Regions from separate parts of the Homo sapiens genome. Here regions 1, 2, 3, 5, 6 and 7 are each linked to region 4. The links are chromatin contacts, found by Hi-C or POLR2A ChIA-PET in ENCODE. All regions are on one chromosome and are shown on one strand. Each heading gives the region's core, a stretch centred on a gene start or an enhancer-like site at or near the end of the contact. The rest is flanking DNA. Distances are from core to core; before and after follow the strand shown. Region 1 holds the start of ARHGAP35 (Rho GTPase activating protein 35). Region 2 holds the start of BICRA-AS2 (BICRA antisense RNA 2). Region 3 holds the start of CCDC9 (coiled-coil domain containing 9). Region 4 holds the start of DBP (D-box binding PAR bZIP transcription factor). Region 5 holds the start of AP2A1 (adaptor related protein complex 2 subunit alpha 1). Region 6 holds the start of INAFM1 (InaF motif containing 1). Region 7 holds the start of NAPA-AS1 (NAPA antisense RNA 1).

Evidence for each region. A loop is a pair of places that touch in the nucleus more often than their neighbours do. ChIA-PET counts read pairs that join two places held with the same protein, here RNA polymerase II (POLR2A). Pooled maps may share reads with other maps.
Region 1: a loop to region 4 is called in a pooled map, with 6 times the contacts of the local background. The contact joins the promoter of ARHGAP35 here to the promoter of DBP in region 4. A Hi-C loop is called at or near these places in 1 of 37 single-sample maps with no recorded cell type and 7 of 50 pooled maps. POLR2A ChIA-PET finds 5 or more read pairs at or near these places in 3 of 52 experiments (HEK293, activated naive CD4-positive, alpha-beta T cell and naive thymus-derived CD4-positive, alpha-beta T cell).
Region 2: a loop to region 4 is called in a map of CD8-positive, alpha-beta T cell, with 14 times the contacts of the local background. The contact joins the promoter of BICRA-AS2 here to the promoter of DBP in region 4. A Hi-C loop is called at or near these places in 2 of 168 maps with a recorded cell type or tissue (CD8-positive, alpha-beta T cell and naive thymus-derived CD4-positive, alpha-beta T cell), 3 of 37 single-sample maps with no recorded cell type and 10 of 50 pooled maps. POLR2A ChIA-PET finds 5 or more read pairs at or near these places in 1 of 52 experiments (activated CD4-positive, alpha-beta T cell).
Region 3: a map of naive thymus-derived CD4-positive, alpha-beta T cell shows a loop between it and region 4 (13-fold over the local background). The contact joins the promoter of CCDC9 here to the promoter of DBP in region 4. A Hi-C loop is called at or near these places in 2 of 168 maps with a recorded cell type or tissue (both naive thymus-derived CD4-positive, alpha-beta T cell), 4 of 37 single-sample maps with no recorded cell type and 14 of 50 pooled maps. POLR2A ChIA-PET finds 5 or more read pairs at or near these places in 1 of 52 experiments (B cell).
Region 5: a map of CD8-positive, alpha-beta T cell shows a loop between it and region 4 (6-fold over the local background). The contact joins the promoter of AP2A1 here to the promoter of DBP in region 4. A Hi-C loop is called at or near these places in 3 of 168 maps with a recorded cell type or tissue (CD8-positive, alpha-beta T cell, breast epithelium and naive thymus-derived CD4-positive, alpha-beta T cell) and 11 of 50 pooled maps.
Region 6: a map of B cell shows a loop between it and region 4 (17-fold over the local background). The contact joins the promoter of INAFM1 here to the promoter of DBP in region 4. A Hi-C loop is called at or near these places in 3 of 168 maps with a recorded cell type or tissue (B cell, aorta and sigmoid colon), 1 of 37 single-sample maps with no recorded cell type and 16 of 50 pooled maps. POLR2A ChIA-PET finds 5 or more read pairs at or near these places in 2 of 52 experiments (OCI-LY7 and WTC11).
Region 7: a loop to region 4 is called in a pooled map, with 8 times the contacts of the local background. The contact joins the promoter of NAPA-AS1 here to the promoter of DBP in region 4. A Hi-C loop is called at or near these places in 1 of 37 single-sample maps with no recorded cell type and 5 of 50 pooled maps. POLR2A ChIA-PET finds 5 or more read pairs at or near these places in 1 of 52 experiments (common myeloid progenitor, CD34-positive).

What each region holds. Positions count from the first base shown.
Region 1 is chr19:46,859,716-46,862,415 of GRCh38, forward strand. It overlaps ARHGAP35 (Rho GTPase activating protein 35), which reads left to right and starts at 1,282. Exons shown (of 7, transcript NM_004491.5): 1 at 1,282-1,494. LOC124904791 (translation initiation factor IF-2-like) reads right to left here. Exons shown (of 4, transcript XM_047439803.1): 3 at 1,342-1,605; 4 at 1-1,181. The coding sequence ends at 510. RefSeq lists a silencer at 1,051-1,590.
Region 2 is chr19:47,607,318-47,610,017 of GRCh38, forward strand. BICRA-AS2 (BICRA antisense RNA 2) reads right to left here and starts at 1,312. Exons shown (of 1, transcript NR_186352.1): 1 at 556-1,312. It overlaps BICRA (BRD4 interacting chromatin remodeling complex associated protein), which reads left to right and starts at 1,817. Exons shown (of 15, transcript NM_001394372.1): 1 at 1,817-1,851. RefSeq lists silencers at 822-901, 972-1,021, 1,072-1,151, 1,212-1,591, 1,702-1,751 and 3 more.
Region 3 is chr19:47,255,237-47,257,936 of GRCh38, forward strand. CCDC9 (coiled-coil domain containing 9) reads left to right here and starts at 1,289. Exons shown (of 12, transcript NM_015603.3): 1 at 1,289-1,373. RefSeq lists an enhancer at 638-1,547 and silencers at 1,438-1,547, 1,758-1,997, 2,038-2,087.
Region 4 is chr19:48,636,069-48,638,768 of GRCh38, forward strand. It overlaps DBP (D-box binding PAR bZIP transcription factor), which reads right to left and starts at 1,311. Exons shown (of 4, transcript NM_001352.5): 1 at 788-1,311. The coding sequence starts at 926. CA11 (carbonic anhydrase 11) reads right to left here. Exons shown (of 9, transcript NM_001217.5): 9 at 1,878-2,076. The coding sequence ends at 2,051. It also overlaps the pseudogene SEC1P. RefSeq lists silencers at 899-1,018, 1,249-1,358, 1,529-1,748 and an enhancer at 2,359-2,528.
Region 5 is chr19:49,765,647-49,768,346 of GRCh38, forward strand. AP2A1 (adaptor related protein complex 2 subunit alpha 1) reads left to right here and starts at 1,355. Exons shown (of 23, transcript NM_130787.3): 1 at 1,355-1,554. The coding sequence starts at 1,488. RefSeq lists enhancers at 20-997, 1,051-1,819 and a silencer at 910-1,489.
Region 6 is chr19:47,273,531-47,276,230 of GRCh38, forward strand. It overlaps INAFM1 (InaF motif containing 1), which reads left to right and starts at 1,355. Exons shown (of 1, transcript NM_178511.6): 1 at 1,355-2,193. The coding sequence starts at 1,390. The coding sequence ends at 1,818. It also overlaps a transcript of CCDC9 not described here. RefSeq lists silencers at 1-46, 657-916, 1,277-1,726.
Region 7 is chr19:47,483,000-47,485,699 of GRCh38, forward strand. It overlaps NAPA-AS1 (NAPA antisense RNA 1), which reads left to right and starts at 1,283. Exons shown (of 4, transcript NR_038452.1): 1 at 1,283-1,525. It overlaps KPTN (kaptin, actin binding protein), which reads right to left and starts at 1,220. Exons shown (of 12, transcript NM_007059.4): 1 at 936-1,220; 2 at 503-585; 3 at 296-380; 4 at 162-216. The coding sequence starts at 1,161. It also overlaps a transcript of NAPA not described here. RefSeq lists enhancers at 1,145-1,434, 1,465-1,594.

The sequences.
Region 1 (2,700 bases), core at 32-2,531, 1.8 Mb before region 4:
TTTTCACAGCAGCCCTACGAGAGAGGTACGATTATTATCCCATTTTATAGATGAAGAGACTGATGGCAGAAATGCCAAATGTAATAGGAAACAGCCTTTCTTCATGCATTCCACAAATATTGGCTCGGCGCCCGGGAAGCTCATCTTCCACGATCTGTACTTCCGGAGGAGTCCCAGAGGAACACCTCCTCAGTTCAGAGGAGTCAAGGGTTACAGCGGTGCCCTCTCCCATCACTACTCTTTTCCCTTCAGGCGCCCTAATTGACATTCGATTTGTAGCCATTTGCACAATGCTAAGTGACAGGCTTGGGCTGCACACAGGACCAGGCCGTCTTCCCTCTCCTGGGGATCAGTCGTTCACAGAACCAAAAACAAGTTGCATGGACGCGCGCGTTGGCTGCAGATTTTCTTCACAGCCAGGAGAAAGAGCACGCGCTCTCCAGCCCCGCCTCTTCTTCCGGGACGACGAATTGCGGGGCTCGGATTGGGCTGAGGCGGGCCACGCCTCCTCATATCCTCCAATCAACTCCCTCTCTGGTGCGCTCCCTCCTTCTCAGCCCCGCCCCACCGCCCCACGTTACGTCGCTCCTTCTGGCCTCCTCCGTTATCCCGGCGGCTGCGGCTCGCGCGGCAAACCCACCTCCCATTGCTTCCCATTGGCTGGTCAGGTCCCGCGCGAGCGGGATCGCGCCCTTCGCCCCCCACCCCCAAAACCGGGCCATGCCTCTCTCCTTCGGCTTTCTCCAGGAGCCAGCGCGAGGCAGTAGATCGGCTGCTTGAGACGCGCGCGCAGCTCCTGCGGACCACTCCCTCCGCCCTGCGCCAGCAGCTGCGCCGGCTGGCAGCCCCCCGCGCACGCGCGCTCGCCCATCCCGCTCCCTCTGCTCGTTTGCAAGTCGCCTCGCGCTCAGTCGCGACGGCGGCCGCCGCAATAGCGGCATTTTCGGGGGCGCACGCGCACTGCACCGTCCGCGGCCGTTCCTAACCTCAGGCAGCGGCTGTGGCAGTAAGCCCCTCGGGTGCGCACGCGCTCTGACCTCTTCCCACTGCCTCGCTGGTTGTCCCTTCGCGGCGCGCGCCCAGGGGCCGTTATACCCCTGCAACGGTCCACGCGCCGCGCACGCGCAGTAGCGAGGGGGCGCGCGCGCGGGAGCGGCCGTCGCAGGAAGGAGGTGCCGCCGCTGCCGCCATTGCGAGGGAGGGAGGGAGGGAGGGAGTGAGCGAGGCTGGTCCGCCCTCCCCCTGGTTGCCGCCCCTCCCCCCTTCCCCTCCCCGCCCCCCGCCCCGAGGGAGAGCCGCGGCGCGGCGGCAGGAGGAGGTGGAGGAGGCGGAGGAGGGAACCCGCGAGGGAGGGTCCGCCCGGCCCCCCGCCGCCGGAGCCGCCGCCGCCGCCTCAGCCGCCGCTGGACTAGGAGCAGGGGAACATGGCGCCGGGGCCCCCGTCGTTGCTGCCGGGATTTTGGAGGCCGGGGCCGCGCTGAGGGCGCCCAGCTGGTGAGTGCGCGAGCTCACGGGCCCCGGGCGGCGAGGCCGGGCGCCGCCCCGCTGCGGGGTCCAGGGGGAGGCGGGGACGGCGGGGCCCGGAGCCCGCGAACAATGGAGGAGCTGGAGGGGGAGGGGAGGAGCGGCCCCCCCCCCAGCCCCCCGGGCCCCGCCGTCCCCGTCGCTTCGCGCGTCGGCCCGGCCCGTGGGGCCCTCCTGCCCTTTGGACCTGCCCCTGCCCGCCCCAGCCCTGCTGTCCCCGCCGCCGCCCCCATCCCCGACCCGTTGGGATCTCGGTGTCTGCCTCGGAGCCTACCCGACTTCAGCCAACCGGTTCCCAATTCTGCGCCCCCCTTCCCCCTTCCACCCCTCCATAATGCCCTTCGCTCCTCCCGGGCTCTGCAGTGCTCCTGGGACCCATCTTCTCCTCATTGACCATTCTGCATCTCTTAATTGTGGCTCCCACTTTTGAGATCCGTGACGCTTCTCCCTCTTCTCGATTCTGCTCTCACCACCCTTCAGATCTGTCCTCGGCCCCTTCTTTGACCTACCTTCTGTGCTATTATTCCTGTCTCAGAATCTGTTGCACCCTGGGAGCTGTCCCTTTAGGACCTGCGGTTCCAACCCTTTGGAGATCCATCTGAGACCCCTGTTCGGCCAGGCACTGCTGCCCCAGGTCTTCCCCTTGGACTGAATCCCGTTCCCTCGTGGGCCCTACTACCCGCATTTCTTGTCTGCCCTCTCGCAGAGCCTGCTGCACCCCGGGATGCCCCTCGGCTGGCTTTCTGACCCTTCCGTGCCCCAGCTCATTCCCCTGATCCCCTCGGACTTGGCTGCACCGTGCTTGCCTGTTCCCCTTCTCAGCTCTTGTTCCCGTTTACCATTCAGACCCTTTCCTCTCTTCCAGACCTTTCTGCCTCTCAGCTCTGCCCCTTGCCCGACCTCAGATCTTGCTGCGCTCCCCTCACCTGCTTGCTTCTGACTCTGCCTTCCCGGGAAGCAGCCTCCTCCCCCTTCTCTGACTCTGCAGGTCTCCCATTTCTGCTATTCACTTAAATGATGTATCCCTAACTCAGACTGCCTTCAGTTTCAGCCCGTGTTCTCTTGGAGGTTTCCTCTCTTCCCCACCTCCTTTTTGGCACTCCTCTGAGCTACTGCATTCATTTGCTTCTCCTTTCTTTGGCCTGTCTCTCCTTCAGTTCTCTGCCTGAAAACTGC
Region 2 (2,700 bases), core at 62-2,561, 1.0 Mb before region 4:
TGGATAAATTATTATTATTATTACTATTTTTGAGACAGAGTTTCCCTCTTGTCGCCCAGGCTGGAGTGCAATGGTGTGATCTCGGCTCACTGCAACCTCTGCCTTCCGGATTCAAGCGATTCTCCTGCCTCAGCCTCCCAAGCAGCTGGGATTACAGGCGTGCACCACCACACCCAGCTAAGTTTTGTATTATTAGTAGAGAAGGGGTTTCACCATGTTGGCCAGGCTGGTCTCGAACTCCTGACCTCAGGTGATCTACCCTCCTCGGCCTCCCAAAGTGTTGGGATTACAGGTGTGAGCCACTGCGCCTGGCCGATAAATTATAAAAAAAAAAAATACGTTGAAGTAAATATTATGGGTAGTACCGCCAAGATACTAGAACACATGTTAAGGCTTAAAAAAACAGAGGCCGGGCACTTTGGGAGGCCGAGAATAGCTTGAACCCAGGGGACGGAGGTTGCGGTGAGCCTAGATCGTGCCACTGCACTCCAGCCTGGGCGAAAGAGCGAAACTCCGTCTCAAAACAAAACAAAATATAACACAACAACAACAAAATCACAATCTGTCTCGATTACTCATTTATTCAACCCGCATTCACCTACTGTGTGCACGAGCTTTTCTAGGGCACTGGGGAGGCAGAAGGGACTAAAACAAAGTATAAATCTCCCTGGGCTGCAAGCATCGGGAGGGCAGGTCCGGGGGCTCTGTGTCCCCACTGGGCCCCCAGCACTGCGCAGCGCACACAGTGGGCGCTCACCAAGCGCTCGCTAAGGGCAACGCGTGAATCCGTGTCCCGCCAGCAGGGCGTTTACGGCCTGGTGGGGCGGAAACGGACCCGACACCACCGCGGCGTCCTGGGGCTTCTGGGAATCCCATCAGCGCGGCCAGAGCGGCCGGGGACAGGCTCCGAGGCAGGCCCGACCCGCCTCCCCGGCGCCGCCGTGGCTCGACGGAGACCAGCTAGGGTGAGTGATCGAGCCACGCCTGGGGTCCCGGCCTGTCACCCCGAAGTCCCCGCCGCCTTCCACCCTGTCAGGCTCCAACTCTGGGCTCCGGCGCGGTCCCACCTCCGGGGGGAACTCCCCTCCATCCCCTCCATTTCCTTCATCCTCGACTCCCGCTATCTTTTCGGACCTGCGGCGCTCCCCCTGGACGCGTCCTCCCGCCGGACGACCGTCCTCCGCCTCAGGGGACGCGCCCAGGACGCACGGCGCCCCCTCCCCAGCCGGACCGGCGGTCTGGGAGCGCGGATCCCTTCAGCTCCCCCGCGCCCCAGCATCCGGATCAGGGCTCGAGGCAGTCGACAAACTACACCCGAGCTCGAGCAGGCGCGCCCCTGAACCCCCGGGACTGGGGCTGGGGGCGGGGGCGGCGCCGGCGCGGAGGGCCCAGTCCCCGGACGTCCGCAGCCTCCCATTGGCTCCGGGTCCCGCCGCTCGGCCTGGCGGGGCCGGGGCTGGTCCGCCCGGACGCGGGGCGGGGATTCCTGAAGCCCCTCCTCCGGCGAGGGCGGAGGGAAGAGGAGGAGGAGGAGGAGGAGGAAGGGGGTGGGGGGCGGAACACAAAACCTGAGAGGTTTTTTTTTTTTTTTTTCCGTTTGCATTTAATTAAAAAAAATTTTTTTTTTTTTTGCATACCCGAGGGGCGCTCCCCGGAACGGGCGCGGGCCCGGGGCGCGCGGGCCTGGGCGCGGGGCGGCGGCGGGGGCCCGGCAGCGGCTGCCGAGCGGCCGCCATGCGATCAGGCAGTGCGCTGACCGGCCCGGCCGGCCGGCCCCTTCTGGGTCCTCCCTTTGCAGCCCGTGCGGGGCCGTCTCGGAGACCCCGCGCCGACGGCTGCTCAAACATCAGGGTGAGTTTCTCACAATGTAGCAATTTCTCTTTAAATCTCTTAACTCTCTCTACCTGCGAGTCGGGGCTGTGACAGGGCGCAAAAGCGAGGGGGGAGTGGGGGTTGGCGGCGAGGGTGTGTGTGGGGGGAGCCGGAGCCGGGGCCGAACCCACCCCCGCGACACTCTCACACTCAGCCCCCCAGCCGGGGCGCAGCGCCCGCTGCCTCCTTTTTTTTTTTTTTTTTTTTTTCCTGCTCGGCGCCCACCGCCACCGGCACCCCCAGCCCCGCGTCTCTTCCACCACCGCCGCCGCCCCGATCCTATGGGGACCCCCCCCCAACCGGCTTCCCTGCCCAGACCCGGCGCCCAGTGCCTCCCCGGCCCTCCCGCCGGCTGCCGGGGATACAATGGAGCGGCGGAGAGAGGAGACCTAACGTTCCACGGGGGGAGGGGCGCGGAGACCCCCTCCCCGTCCCGGCCCCCTCCCCTCGCCCCGCTCCCCGCCTTTCGGGGAAGGCGAAGGCCACCGGGCAGCGGGCGGTGATCTCCCGGCCGGAGGCGGAGAGCCTGCATCTCCCCGCCTCGCTCGGCCCCTGCGCCCCCTCCCCAAATCCCTCCCGTGGGTGTCGCGGACAGTGGGGGGCCCTGGAAAGCTGGGGAGGGATGGATGGGGAAGGAGGCCACCGGGGCTCCCCCCTTCGCACCGCCCCTAAACAATGAAAGGAGTTGACTTGACCCCCAGCCCCCGGCAATAGAGGGAGGTGACCCCCTCCCCCACCCCCAGCTGAGGCTCATCCCGGAGGGGGCCGTTACGGGGGTGGGGGGGGTGAGCGCCTCCTGTCACTTCCCGAGGTTCGGGGCGGCCCCCC
Region 3 (2,700 bases), core at 39-2,538, 1.4 Mb before region 4:
GTGCCCGCCACCATGCCTGGCTAATTTTTGTATTTTTTAGTAGAGACAGGGTTTCACCACGTTGGTCAGGCTGGTCTCAAACTCCTGACCTCGGGTGATCCACCCGCCTCGGACTCCCAAAGTGCTGGGATTACAGGCGTGAGCCACGGCGCCCGGCCTATTTTATTTTGAGACGGAGTCTCTCGTTCTGTCGCCCAGGCTGCAGTGCAGTGGTGCAATCTCGGCTTACTGCAACCTCTGCCTCCCGGGTTCAAGCGATGCTCCTGCCTCAGCCTCCCAAGTAGCTGGGATTACAGGCGCCCGCCACCATGCCTGGCTAATTTTTGTATATGTATATTTTTTGAGACGGAGTCTCCCTGTGTCGCCCAGGCTAGAGTGCAGTGGAGCGATCTCGGCTCACTGCAAGCTCCGCCCCCGGGGTTCACGCCATTCTCCTGGCTCAGTCTCCGGAGTAGCTCGGACTACAGGCGCCCGCCACCACGCCGGGCTGATTTTTTTTGTATTTTTAGTAGAGACGGGGTTTCACCATGTTGGCAAGGATGGTCTCGAATTCCTGGCCTCAAGTGATCCGCCCTCCTCGGCCTCCCAAAGTGCTGGGATTACAAGCGTGAGCCACTGCGCCCAGCATTTTATTTTATTTTCGAGAAGGGGTCTGCTCTGTCGTCTAGGCTGCAGTGCGGTGGCATGATCTCGGCTCACTGCAACCTCTGCCTCCCCGGTTCAAGCGATTCTCCTGCTTCAGCCTCCCGAGTTGCTGGGATTACAGGCGCGCGCCACCACAACCGGCTAATTTTTTTTGTAGAGACGGGATTTCACAATGTTGGCCAGACTGATCTCGAACTTCTGACCTCAGGTGATCCGCCCGCCTCGGCCTCCCAAGGTGCTGGGATTACAAGTGTGAGCCACCGCCCACGGCCGGTAGAACATCTGAAGCTTCTAAAGCGAACTCTAAGGTTTCATTGGCACGAGGGGGCTCGAACCACGCCAGGCTTCCAGGCGTCAGTGCCCAGTGCTTGGCATCTACTGATAGAAACCAGGAATGAGGGGCTGGAGGCGGAAACAGCTTGAAGAAAGAGGTAGAGGCCAGGGAGTGAGGACGGTGTCTCCTTTTCCTGGAAGTTGGTAATTCAGGCAGAAGGAAGTTGGATGAGCTTGCGGAACACCCGGGGGGCCAGTCGGCCCCGCTCCCGCATCCATCGCGGAGGCGCGGCCCCTTTAAGGCTCCCGGAAACGGTCCCACAGGACCGGAAGTGACCCTCTTTATTTCCCTTCCTCACGTGGTGCAGGCAGGAAGTGACGCGCCTGGCCCGGGAGCTGCGGTCGCAGAGGCCGACGGAGCCGGAGTCGCGGACGCCGCGGGGTCTCCGGGACAGGTGACCTGGGGGAGGGGGCCGGGAGCGCGCCCAGAGAAGGCGGGGCCTGAAGCCCCACGTGGCGGGGAGTGCGAACAGGCCCGGGCGGGGTCGGAGTTCTCTGCGGGGGGCGGGGACAGGACGCCCACATGGGAAGCTGGAGGGGCGCTGGCGGGGCGGGCCGTTGGGTGGGTGGGCAGGGTCGGGGCGGGGCGTGGCCAGAGCCTGGGCCGGCGGCTGTGGGCGGGACCTAAAAGTTGTGGCTGGACTGTGGGCGGGGCCATAGTGTTGCTTGTTCAGCTGTGTGGCGGGGCTCGGACGCCGGGCGGAAGCTCTGTGGGCGGGGCCAGAAAGTTTTGCCTTACTGGAAGTGGGTCCAGATTCTTGGCCGGGACGTTGGGGGCGGACCCAGAGGCTGACGCAATGGCGGGGGCGGGGCCACAATGTAGTGGGGGAGCCAGGGGGCGGGGCCAGGGTGCTGGCGGGGAATGCTGGGGGTGGAGCCAGAAAGTTTCGTCTGAGCCACGGGCGCGGCCAGAGCGTTGGCCGGGAGGCGGGGAAGCGGGGAGTTGAGCCAGAACCCTGGGGAAGCCATGGGCGGGGCCAGATGCTGACGCAACGAGGTGTGGGAGGGAGTCAGGGGGCGTGTCCAGGAGGTTGGCCAGGCCAATCGGAGGCGGGGCCAGAGGGTTGACTGGGCAGGCCGGGGGCGGGGCTGGAATAATAATAAGAGATGGTAGGGGCGGGTGTAGGCTGTTGCCTGCGAGCCAGGAGGCGGGGAAAGAGCGTGGCTGGGAAAGTCGGGAGCGGGGCCACATTAATGGCCCATGGGTGGGGGCGGGGCCAGAAGTCTGGCGGGAAAGGCGGGGCCAGAAAGTTTTTTCCCGAGCCGTGGGCGGGGCCAGAGCGGTTTCCAGGATGTCGGGGACGTGGCCCTGGCATTCCCAGCCGGATTGAGGCTGGAGCTTTGCACAGAAAATCTGGGGCGGGCCTGGGTAGTTTTGTCCTTGTTGGGGCGGGTGGAGTATTCAGTGGGGCAAAACGCCAGTTCCAGGAAGCCTCGCCAGTGAGTTCTGGGCCTGTGTACAGAATCCTTTCGGGGGAGGCGGGAGGCTGTCGACCTTCCGTAGGGCGCTGGAGACGGGACTAGGACGTCCCTGAGGAAGGCGCGGGCTTGGAATGTTCTCTGAGAGCTTGGGCAGCCAATAAGAGTGGGGTTCGGACTTTCTTTGAGCGTGGGATTGGGAATGTTTCTGAACCTTACCTGGTGGAGCTAGAATATTCGCCTGGATATGAGAGGCACCAGGATGAGCACAGGGAGGTGGGTCTGGAACTTTCTTTTGCAGGC
Region 4 (2,700 bases), core at 61-2,560:
GGCACAGGGCGGAGATCCAGAGAAAGAGGGGACGGGGGGTCGGAGAGGAGAGACGGGAGAAAAAGGGACGGAGACGCAGAGTGGGAGAGAGACCCAGAAAGAATGGAGACGGGGGTGGCAGAGACAGGTGGACAGATTCACAGAGATGGGGACAGAATGCCGGGAAGGAATAGACACACAGAAAGACAGCGAACCAGAGAAAGAGAGACGGAAGTTCAGGAATAGGGGGGCAGGGACAGGGTAGGTGGAGGGTTGGGCAGGTGAGAGAAAAAATGACAGCTCTGTAATTTCACTGTAATTACCCAACCCCCATCCCCTGCGCGCTGTACCCCCTTCCCCTCCCCCACCATCTGTAAGGGGCAGGAAGGGGCTCTATTCCTGGGGCACATCCCTCATCCCTAGACTCCATGTGACCCCATGACGCCCCGCCCAAGCCCGTGTCACCACCGTGTGAGCACCCGACACACCCCCTCCCTGGGACCCCAGGGGTCCAGACTCCCGGACCAAAAGGAAGAGGAGGCTGGGGCCTACACTCTTGTGAACTAAGCGGGGAGGACGTTGGGGACGTTGGTGCCTGGGTCCTTAGGGTGGACGGGCTTCAGAGCCGGCGCTTTTGGGTCCTGGGCGCTAAGGGATCTAGGGGCCTAAACACCTGAGTAATTGAGTAGATTAAGGTTGGGAAGATGGACTCCCCGCACGCAGGTTTCTATGGGACCCCACCCCACGGCACCTGAGTCCCTAAGGGGGTAGGGTGTCCGAAGTGGGTGAGATGGGGGTTAGAACTCACAGCTGGCCGGCTCTTTGGGCTTGCTGGTCCCCTGCAGAAGGCTCCGCAACCCAAGCAGCGCTCCCCCGCCAGGGGGTGTCCCGGCCGGGCCGCCCAGCAGCAGAGGGGCCGGGGTCCTGTCGCTCACAGGCCGCGCCATCGCCTGGCACCTGCCCCCAGGCTCACGGGTTCATGGAGAGGCGAAGGGCTGGCCTGCCAGTCACCAGCACACTCCAGTGGTTTGGACGAGTGTCTGCCCAGGGGCGGGCGAGTGTAGCCTGCAACCCTCCAGTATCCAGAACGCTGCAAATCCTAGGAGCGACGGGGATTTGAGGTCCTCGGTGCAGAAACGTGCAACTCAAGAGGGTCCCGGGAGATCATGCAATCTGGGCGAGGGGGTGTCCAGATCAAGCGGTCGGCTCTTTGCAACCGAGGGTGAGAGGGGACTCAAGGCGCTCCTTCTACAAGGTGGGCGAGCCTGGCTCTTGCAAAATCTGCAGCTCTCGCAACGGAAGGCGCTTTGCAATCTGCACCGAGAGGTGTGCGCGGAGGGGCGGAGGAGGGGGCAGGAGGAGGCGGCCGCCTTGAGGCGTGGCCAAAGCAAACTTCTTTCGCGGAAAAAAAAATCCAAACCAAAACACCCGACGCCACAGCGCGCGCCCCTCCTCCGGGTCCCCGCCCGGCGCGTCCAGCCCCGCCAGCCTCTATGGGCATGCAACCCAGCCGCGTGCCTCCCTCCGGCTGCAAACACGGACCAATCGTCTCCGACACCTTGAGACGCACAGCCAATGGGGCCTCTGGGTCCGCCAGGGCCCAGGAGGGCGCGTGAGGGGCTCAGCGCGTGAAGTTGCCTTGCCTTTCGGTGGGAGGCGGGACACTGACCTACATTTGCCCAATGGGAGGCGGTACTGGGGGGCGGGACCGTGACCCAGTTTGGGCCAATGAGGCAGGCGGGAGGGGGAAGCACATGGCTCTGCTCGTGCTGCCTGATGGCGAGGGGGGTGATGGGGGGAAAAGGGGCGCCGCTTAAAGGGGCCGCGGTCCTAAAGATGGTTTTGAGAAGCAGGAAGCCAAAATACCGAGAGCGGAGGTTTAGAAAGAGGAAGATTGGTTTCCGGAAGAAGTCTGTTCTTTAATACCCAAATGTTTCCCCACCGCGCCTAGAATCAGACCACTGAGAAAACAGGAAGTATTCTGTCCCTTTAATAGCTTTGTTTTAGGGGTAACTCCCCTCGCCTTGTGGGGAGGCTTAGGACGGGCGGGTGCAATCCTCGAAGGGGAGTCTCAGCGACCATGGGGGACACCATCCACTGTAAGACAGAGAACAACGGCAGGGGGCGTCAGTATAGGATGGAAGGGGCGGGGGGTGTGCAGGGGGCGTGGGCTGCGCCGCGCTGGGCCCTACCGTCGGAAGTCTGCGAGCGGGGAACCAGAATGTACTAGGTCGAGAAGCACTGGGCTGAACCACAAGAAGCCAATAGGAGGGGGGAATCGGGACGTCCAGATTCAGCAGTAGGCTGAACTACTTGAAGGTCTTCATGGGGGGGGGGGGGTGTGGACTGTACCATGTTGCGAAGCCGGGGGTGTGTGAGATTCCTGGGCTAAACCACAGGGAGGCAGAGGTGGAGGGAAGGGGTTGTACCTTGTAGATTCTCAGTAAGGGGGAAGGGAGCATCAGATTGTGGAACAGCGTAAGGTAGTACGACTTGGAAAGGGAGAGAGGATCCAAATTGTACCATTTTGGAAATTCACAGTAATAGGAAGCACAGAACAGTAGGTAATTGGACCATAGGAAGGCAGGGGTCAAGGGTTATAGACCAAGTTACAAAGCAGTGAAGAGGAAAGACAAATCGTGGGCTAGCAATGGCCTAGGGCTGGCAGGTGGACTGTACCACATAGACATGTAGGGAAAGAGAGAAAAAGAGACAGCTCAC
Region 5 (2,700 bases), core at 105-2,604, 1.1 Mb after region 4:
CCATCTCCCAGGATTCAGAATGGCCATTCCAAAGGTCCAGAACACACCCCCAAGGCTCATTCCAGGAATTCTTGGCTTCTGAGATTAGAAAAGGCTGATGGGGTGGAGTTTTGTTCCTACAGGTGACAGAAATGGACTCTTCCAGTTCCCTTTGTCCCAAATTTCTCAATCTCCTGGGGCGTTGGGAGTTCTGGCCGTTTTGCCTTCCCCAAAGCCAGTTTACCAAAGAGTCTCTGGGGAGCTGGGGGTTGGGGATGGAGGCTGGGGCTGGGCCAAAGCAGATTCACCTATTTCTTCTTTTAACAAATGTTGTTGAAACTGTTCAAGGCCAGGTCCCATTCTTGCCCAGAAGGAGTTCCCAGTCTGGAGGAGACAATCAATTTTGGTTTGATATCTGCTACAATGGAGGCTGCCCGAGAGACACTGCGGTTGGACAAAAAAAAAAAGGCAACATATATTGAAAAGTAAGCCAAGATACGGTTTACGTTTATTTCTGCTTTTTCACTTCCAAGCTGTGTGGCCCTGGGCAAGTCATTCGCCCTCTCGACCTAAGTTTTAACTTCTGCTTAATGGGACTAGCCTTGAATTACTGTTTTTCACTCTGAGATTCTAGGTCTCCTGACAACTCAAGTCCCGACACGTTGGCTGCAGAGAAGGGGGGAGGGGAGGAAGGCTTCCTAGAAGAGGATTTCAGCAGTCGGGGGTGACAGTGGAGGGAGAAAGGGAACACGGAGACGCTTGCGCAGTAAACACCGCACGCTCTCTTGCCTCGCCCAACCCCTTCTCTGCAGCAGGGAATTGCAGGCGTCGCTCCACCTATCCCAGCCGAGCGGAGTGACACCCTCCCCTCTTTCCTTCTCTACTGATCTTCGCCTTCCGCCCGCCCCACAGCCGCCCAATGGAGGGCTGAAGTAGGACAGATCTCGCCAATCCGCGACGCCTGCGGGGCAGGTCTACCCGTTCATTGGTCCCAGTCAACCTAAGTCCCGCCTCCTAGGACCGTTCCCCGCCTTCCTTCACGTCCCTCCCTTCCTCCTTGGAGAGCCGCTAGATCCAATCAGTGTTTGACCTGGCCGCGCGGAGGGGGCGGGCCCATGATACGCAATCGAACCCCGCCCGTCTCTCGGGCAACGCCTCCTCCCCCCCCTCCCCAGCTCCCAAACGGAAATAGCGGAACACTGGGCCAATCGTAGCGTCGTGCCTTTGCTTGGCGGCCAATGAGAGAGGAAGTGGGGGAGAAACCCGCCTGTGAGCGGCAGGAGCTCAAGCCAGTGGGCGGCTCAGAGCTCCGGACCGCGGGCGGAGGGGAGGGGCAGGGGGCGGTGCCACGGCCTGCCAGCCCGCCCGCCCGCCCGCCAGCCAGCCCTCCCCGCGGCCGGCTCGGCTCCTTGGCGCTGCCTGGGGTCCTTTCCGCCCGGTCCCCGCTTGCCAGCCCCCGCTGCTCTGTGCCCTGTCCGGCCAGGCCTGGAGCCGACACCACCGCCATCATGCCGGCCGTGTCCAAGGGCGATGGGATGCGGGGGCTCGCGGTGTTCATCTCCGACATCCGGAACTGTGAGCGCGCGGCCGGGGGACACTGGAGACGCGGGGGAGGGGGGAGCGTGAAATTGAGGGGTTTGGGGATCACAGAGGGACCCGGGGGATCAAAAGCCTCTGCGGCCGTATAGGGACAGCATAGATGGGCCCCAGGAAGAACTTTAGAGTGGGGGGCACGTAGGGGCTTGGGGTGTCATAGAGTGCCTCTTGAGGTGACGACACGGAGTAGCTAGAGGGGTCCGGGAGGGCTTGAAAGGGGAGGAAGCCAGTGAGGTCCCGGGGATGGGAGCATAGAGGTGTCCCCTGGGAAAGACTGAAAAGCTGGGGGATCTTACAAACGATGGGGTTAGAGGGATTCCCAATGTAGAGAAGAAGTGAAAGAAGTGTATGGCGGGGGTGCCCTGTGGAGCGATGGAATGGGAAGAGGCCAGAGGGGACCTGGAGGAAGTGGAATGCCGGAAGCCTAATGAAGCAGGGCTTGAGGACCTGGGATAGGGGGTGTCATACAGGGGAAAGGGGTTAGATAGGTCACCGAGGCTCCTGGCCAGTGGTATAGAGGAGGCCTGAGAGTGGTTGAAAGTCCATGAGTTTGGGGCAGGGAGATGATGGGACGGGGAGACTATAAGGACACCCTGGTGAAGGATAGAGGGGCTTCAGGGTGGGAGATTGCCTAGAAGACATGGAAGGCAGTGTGGAGGGGGCTAGAGGGGCAGCTGAGGGGAAAGGAGGGACCCAAGGAACACAGAGGAAAAGAGCTGTCGGTGTAAGGTCTTGGGAGAACCTGTGACAGGGAACGGGGGGCCAGGAAAGAAGAGGACATTAGAGTAGGGGATTGGGGAAAGGGTAGAAGAAGGAGCGCCCAGACCTCAAGGAAGGCGTTGGGTTCTGAAGTGCTTGAGGGGTAGATATCTGGAAAGCTGGGAATAGGGGAAGTCTAATCCCAGAGAGAGGTCAGGGGTCAGGCAGCAGGACAGGCAGGGATCTGAGCCCTTTTCTATTTGACCACAGTAATATGGGGACGGTGGTCCCTGCCAGGAAGAGTTGTCGTGACGATGGGAATCCTGGCGGCAAGTCAGCTCTCAACTCCTGGGAATGGCTGTGGGTGATTGGAGCTGCCAGGAGTCTTCAGAGGCTGCATCCGCATGGGCTCTGGGGTCAGCCAGA
Region 6 (2,700 bases), core at 105-2,604, 1.4 Mb before region 4:
TTCTGCCACACTCCAGCCAGGAGAGGGTTAAATCTAAGGGGGGAGGAGCCAGGGTCTGCGAGCCGGGCGGGGCCAGGGCAGTAGTCGGGTGCAGGCCCCACCAACGGGGGACGTCACGGCACTGGGACGGCTGGGACGCTTCCGCGTTAGTCTCCCATGGAGGCCCTGGGCGGCTCGAGCCAGTCTTCAGGCCGAATCTCCCGCCTCCAGGATTGCATCCGAGGCCTGGCAGCCGGTGACACTTCCGAAGGGCTTGAATTACTCGGGCGCCAGCCCTGTCGTATTAAACGCAGTGCTTCCGCTCACCCTTGAACTGTGTTTCTGGAGGGGGCAGGCTGGGTCGCTGTGCTTGGCGGGCTTTTCTGTGGCGGAAGAGGCGGAAGGAAGGGGTCTTCCTCCACCCTTCTGATCCGTCTTCCCTCCCCCCTCCCGCAGGCCTCCCCGAATTCCTGAAGACGCTGCTGGGAGGGGACTGAAGCTTCCCCGCCTTGATGGGGAGGGGGCGTGAGGAGGGGTTTATCTGGATTTCCAGGCTGTGTTCTTTCTACCCCAGAGCCTAGTCTGGACCCCTTGGCTCTAGGGAGAGGGAAAAGCTGACCGTTGGGGAGGAGCTGGGAGAAGGGGCGCGATTGCGGTGAGGGGCGGAGCTGGAACCTCGGGGCCTGAGGTGCTGAGGATACCTGAAAGCGGGCTGAGAGTGTGCTGGAGGAGGCGGGTCCCGCGGGGGCGGAGCTAGGCTGCCTGGGCGGGGCCGGAATCCTGACAGGCGGAGTTAGAGCGGGGGGCGGGGTCAGCGCGCGCGGGTGGGGCTCTGGCCATGGGCATGGGGCGGGGCCGTCAGCGGGGGCGTGGTCGGGGTGTCGCGCGGGAACCCGCGCGGGAGGAGAGCGGGGATTCCGGAACTAGAGTGTGGGAGCCAGAGGCCGTAGCGGGCAGGGCTCGAGCACTGGAGTAGAGCAGTCCGACAGGTAGAGAAGTGAGACTGGCTGCGGCACAGGGCGGGTTAGGGCTCCAGGCAGGGCTTGAGCGGGACGAGGGGGCGGGCTCCGAGGCGGGCTAGATGCCTGGGCTGGATGAAGTCCGAGTCTGGGAAGAGAACCGTGTTGTGGCGGGAGGAGGCGGTGATTGGGGTGGTGGGGCTAAGCGCGGGGGCGGGGCTGGAGCGAGGGGGGCGGGGTAGCACCTCCGCCTGTCGGTGGTGGGGCGGAGGCTGGAGGGGGTGGGCCTAGGATGCGGAGGCGGCAGCTCGCGTGGGGGCGTGACCATGCTGGCGGGGGCGGGGCCGGAGGCGGGCGGTTTAGAGAGCGGGGCGGTCTGCGGGGTGGGGGCGGGGCCTGGTGGGGGCGGGGCCTGTGCGGTCTGCGGCGCGGAGCCGAGTGGGCTGCGGGGATGCGGGGGACCAGCTGCGTGGGCGGCGGCGCCGAGAGCCCCGGAGGCGCGGGGCTGAGCGAGGGCCCGCGGGGGCGCTGGCTGCGCTTGGCTCCGGTATGCGCCTACTTCCTCTGCGTCTCGCTAGCTGCCGTGCTGCTCGCCGTGTACTACGGTCTCATCTGGGTACCCACGCGGTCTCCCGCGGCACCCGCCGGCCCACAGCCCAGCGCGCCGTCCCCTCCGTGTGCTGCCCGCCCGGGCGTGCCGCCTGTCCCGGCGCCCGCCGCTGCCTCCCTCTCCTGCCTCCTGGGAGTCCCCGGCGGGCCGCGACCCCAGCTCCAGCTGCCGCTGAGCCGCCGCCGCCGCTACAGCGACCCTGACCGCCGTCCGAGCCGCCAGACACCCAGAGAGACGCCAGAGGCCGCGGAGGGGCGAAGACCCGGGTAACTCTCCCTTCCACCCCAACCCGGATCGCCAGCCCTCGAGAGCTCTGTGCTCCACGCCGAGGATGCACCGTCTCTGGATTGGTCCGGCCTTCTTCCTAATGACATCGCTCAGCGTCTCTGGAGCCGTCATCCCGCGGAATGGGGGCCCAGGGGGTGTCAGCTCGGGGCCTTGCCTCTTGCAGCTACTCTGTGGTCAGGCCGGGTCCTCCACCATCAGGAAGATCCCATCCTGAGCTCTGTCTCCTGCCCCTCCTGCTGTGGGATGCTGAGCACAGAGCCCACAGCCCATCTGCCTCTTCACCTCCCTGAATCCGTGTCCATCTGCAATAAACGACAGCCTCGGCTGCCTCGTGCTGTGTCTGTCCTGTTGTCTGCAGAGATGCCTCCCCTCCCAAGTTTGTGTGGGAAAGACCTTCCTGGGGTGTGGCCTTTGTCTGTTTTGTCCCGGGTGGGCTGTTCCCCTTCCTTAAGGAGCTCTTCTTTTCTTGGAGTAGGGAGAAGCAGCTTAGCAGCAGCAGGGCCTTTGAAGGTCAGACAGTGGGAAGGGCTTCCCAGTTTTTTGTGTGCTTGGAGCAAAGGACAAATGTCTCTGGGGAGAAGCAGAGTGTCTGCCCTCGTGTTACAGCACAGGAGACAAGAGGAGGGGTGGGGTGATATAGGACAATAGCTGGGGTTCTGGGAATTGCTGTTGGTGTAATTATCATGTCAGGGACAGAGGCTGAATCACCCAGGGATCTCAGTTGGCTGCCGAGAGGGAACGATGCTGGCCCACTTCCTGGGGTCAGAGAGATGAGAGTGGATGGCGGCGGCGGTGGTGTTGCTTCTCAGCCTGTCTGGAAATCTCAGAGCCAATGACCAAAGCGCTGTGCTGCCTTGGAAGACT
Region 7 (2,700 bases), core at 33-2,532, 1.2 Mb before region 4:
CCCGGCTGGCATTTTAGTTTTCAATCCCTAATCTAGTACAACCTCTTTATTTTCCAGAAGGGGAAACAGACTACAGGGGTCTGTAAGTAAAGAAGGGGTTCGAGAAGCCAGGGTTTCTACATTTACAGTGGAGTGGGCGTCGATGCGCAGGGGACACTCACTCCGCATGGCACAGCTGGAACGGAGTGAACTGGAGCTCCAGGTTCAGGCAGCTCTCTGTAGGCAGGGCACAGGCAGGTTAGCATGGGGGACCTGCTGGGGACTCTCTCCCTCCTCCCGTCCACGCCTCACTCACGGGCAATAGAGTCAAGGTTGTACTCAGAGCCGGGCTCGTAGTCGCAGTAAATGTTCAGGAAGGGGCTGCCCTTGTCCCCTGAATCCTGGCGGAGGACACGGGGTTCAGGGGAGGGCAGGGGTGGCAGGAGGGATCCGGGGCGGCTCAGTGGAACTCACCATGTGTGTAAGGAGGAGGGCGAAGGGAGGTGGAGGGGGCTCTAGGTACCTTGATGAACGTGATCCCCACAACCAGACCCCGCTTGGGGGGTGACTTGTTGAAAGTGTCGATGGAGACAATCTCCGCATCCACTGGGAGGGGAGAGTTCTAAGTTCAGTGTCAGGCAGACTCATGCTTCCAATCTCCCCAACATGGTGAGCTCTGGCTACCGCAATGATCATGCCCTCTGGTCTGAGTCCTGACCACCATCACCTGATCTCTGTTCCCTGGGTACTAGGGATCCTGACCTGTAAGTCTGAAGAATCCTGAAACCCTAGGCTCATCCGGGCCCCAACTATGCCTGCCCGCTGATCCCAGTGACCCCCTTAAAACCACCTGATCCCATTCTTCCAGCACGGTGACCCGGCTCAGACAGAGCCTCAGAAGCCTTCTCAACACCACGTTCCAGGCCCCCGCCCCCCAGCACCATAGCGCCACCCACCGGGAATGTAGTTGAACTGCAGCTCCTTGGCCACTGGCCGGATTTTCTGTCGGAGGTCTTGGTAGCGGAAGCCGAGCACCTTGCCTTTAAGGGTGGCGGCCAGCAGCTCCCCGCGCCCGCCGGCGCCGCCTGCCAGCCCGTACACATTGCTCTGCGACGAGAAGCGCGTGAAGCTGTCCTCGCGCAACGGACAAGGCCCCGCGGCCACGGCCGCCTCCCCCATCATGCCCCTCAGTTAAGCACCCTCTCCGCAGCCCCCGCCCCAACCCGCACTACCCAACCTACGACTCTCTAAGCGACCTGAACCGCCGGGTGCCCGGCCGTTGCGCGGGCTGATGACGTACGGAAGCTGCCGGCGTTGCCCTCTCCCAAGATGGCGGCCAGGTCGCCTGCTCGGGCCTCCCAGGCGACTTTGCCCCACTGCGCCCGCGCTCTCTTCTCCTTTCCATTTCTGGACCAAGGGGCTGCCATAAGGAGTCTGTGACTAGAGATGGGAGGTGGTGGCCACGGCCTCTCGCTGTATGCTGTGTGGAAGGTCGAATCATCATCATCATAAAACTTAATATTGCCCTTATGTGCCAGGAACTACTGTAAGTGCATTCCATCTAATACTTTATTAAAAATTCGCAAGGGGGTGGAGGTAGGTACTTAAATCCATTTTAGAGATGAAGGAATTGAGGCACAGAGGGGTAAAGTAACTTGCCTAAGATCACACAGCTAGTAACGAGCGGTCAGTACTGGAAACCAAACAAGGTAACTCCACAGTTCACTATTTTTTTTTTTTTTTTTTTTGAGACGGAGTCTTGCTCTGTCACCCTGGAGTGCAGTGGTGCGATCTCGGCTCACTGCAACCTCTGCCTCCTGGGTTCAAGCGATTCTCCTGCCTCAGCCTCCCAGCAGCTGGGATTACAGGCGCCACCACACCTGGCTAGTTTTTCTATTTTTAGTAGAGATGGGGTTTCGCCATGTTGCCCAGGCTGGTCTGGACCTCCTGACCTCAGGTGATCCGCCCACCTCGGCCTCCCAAAGTGCTAGGATTATAGGCGTGAGCCCCCTTGCCCGGCCTATAGTTCATAATCTTAACAGTATCACCTTTAAAATAATTAATACATTCTTCTTGCCCCCAAGGAAAAATGATCCAGCTATAATAACCACCTCCTTTATCGAACACCTACTTGGTGACAGTCATGCTGGCTCTGATAATCTGATTCCTTACAACTGTTCTGCAAGGGCCTACTGTTACCCTCCCTGCCGGTTCACTTATTCAGGATTCATTGAGCTTTTACTATGTGCCCGGACGTCCTTTGCAAATCTGTCTCACTAATCTTTGCAAGAAAGAAACCTCTACAAAGAGGTTTATTATCCCAGTTTAGAGAGAATCAAATGGAGGCTCAGAAAGAGTAAGTCCACTGACTGATATGCTAGCAAGTGGTGGGGACAGGATGTAAACCAGGTGTTTCCGACTCTGGGGCCTTCAGGGGTTCCTGTCTGTGCTGCTTTGTCCCTAGAAGGCCATGGAGGTTTGGGTACTATGTGCACATCTGTGTATCATTTCCAGAAGACATGGGTTGGCCAGCTGTCCTGGACACCTCGAGCACACACAGACTGCAAGCTCCATGAAGGCAGCAGGCTGATCTCCCTTGATCACGGCCTTATCGCCTGTACCTGGAACACAAGGCCTGACACAAAGCAGGCATTCAGAAAATATGTGTCAAAAATCACAAACTATGTGCTGAGCATGTAAGAGACAGCTCTTACATGATGG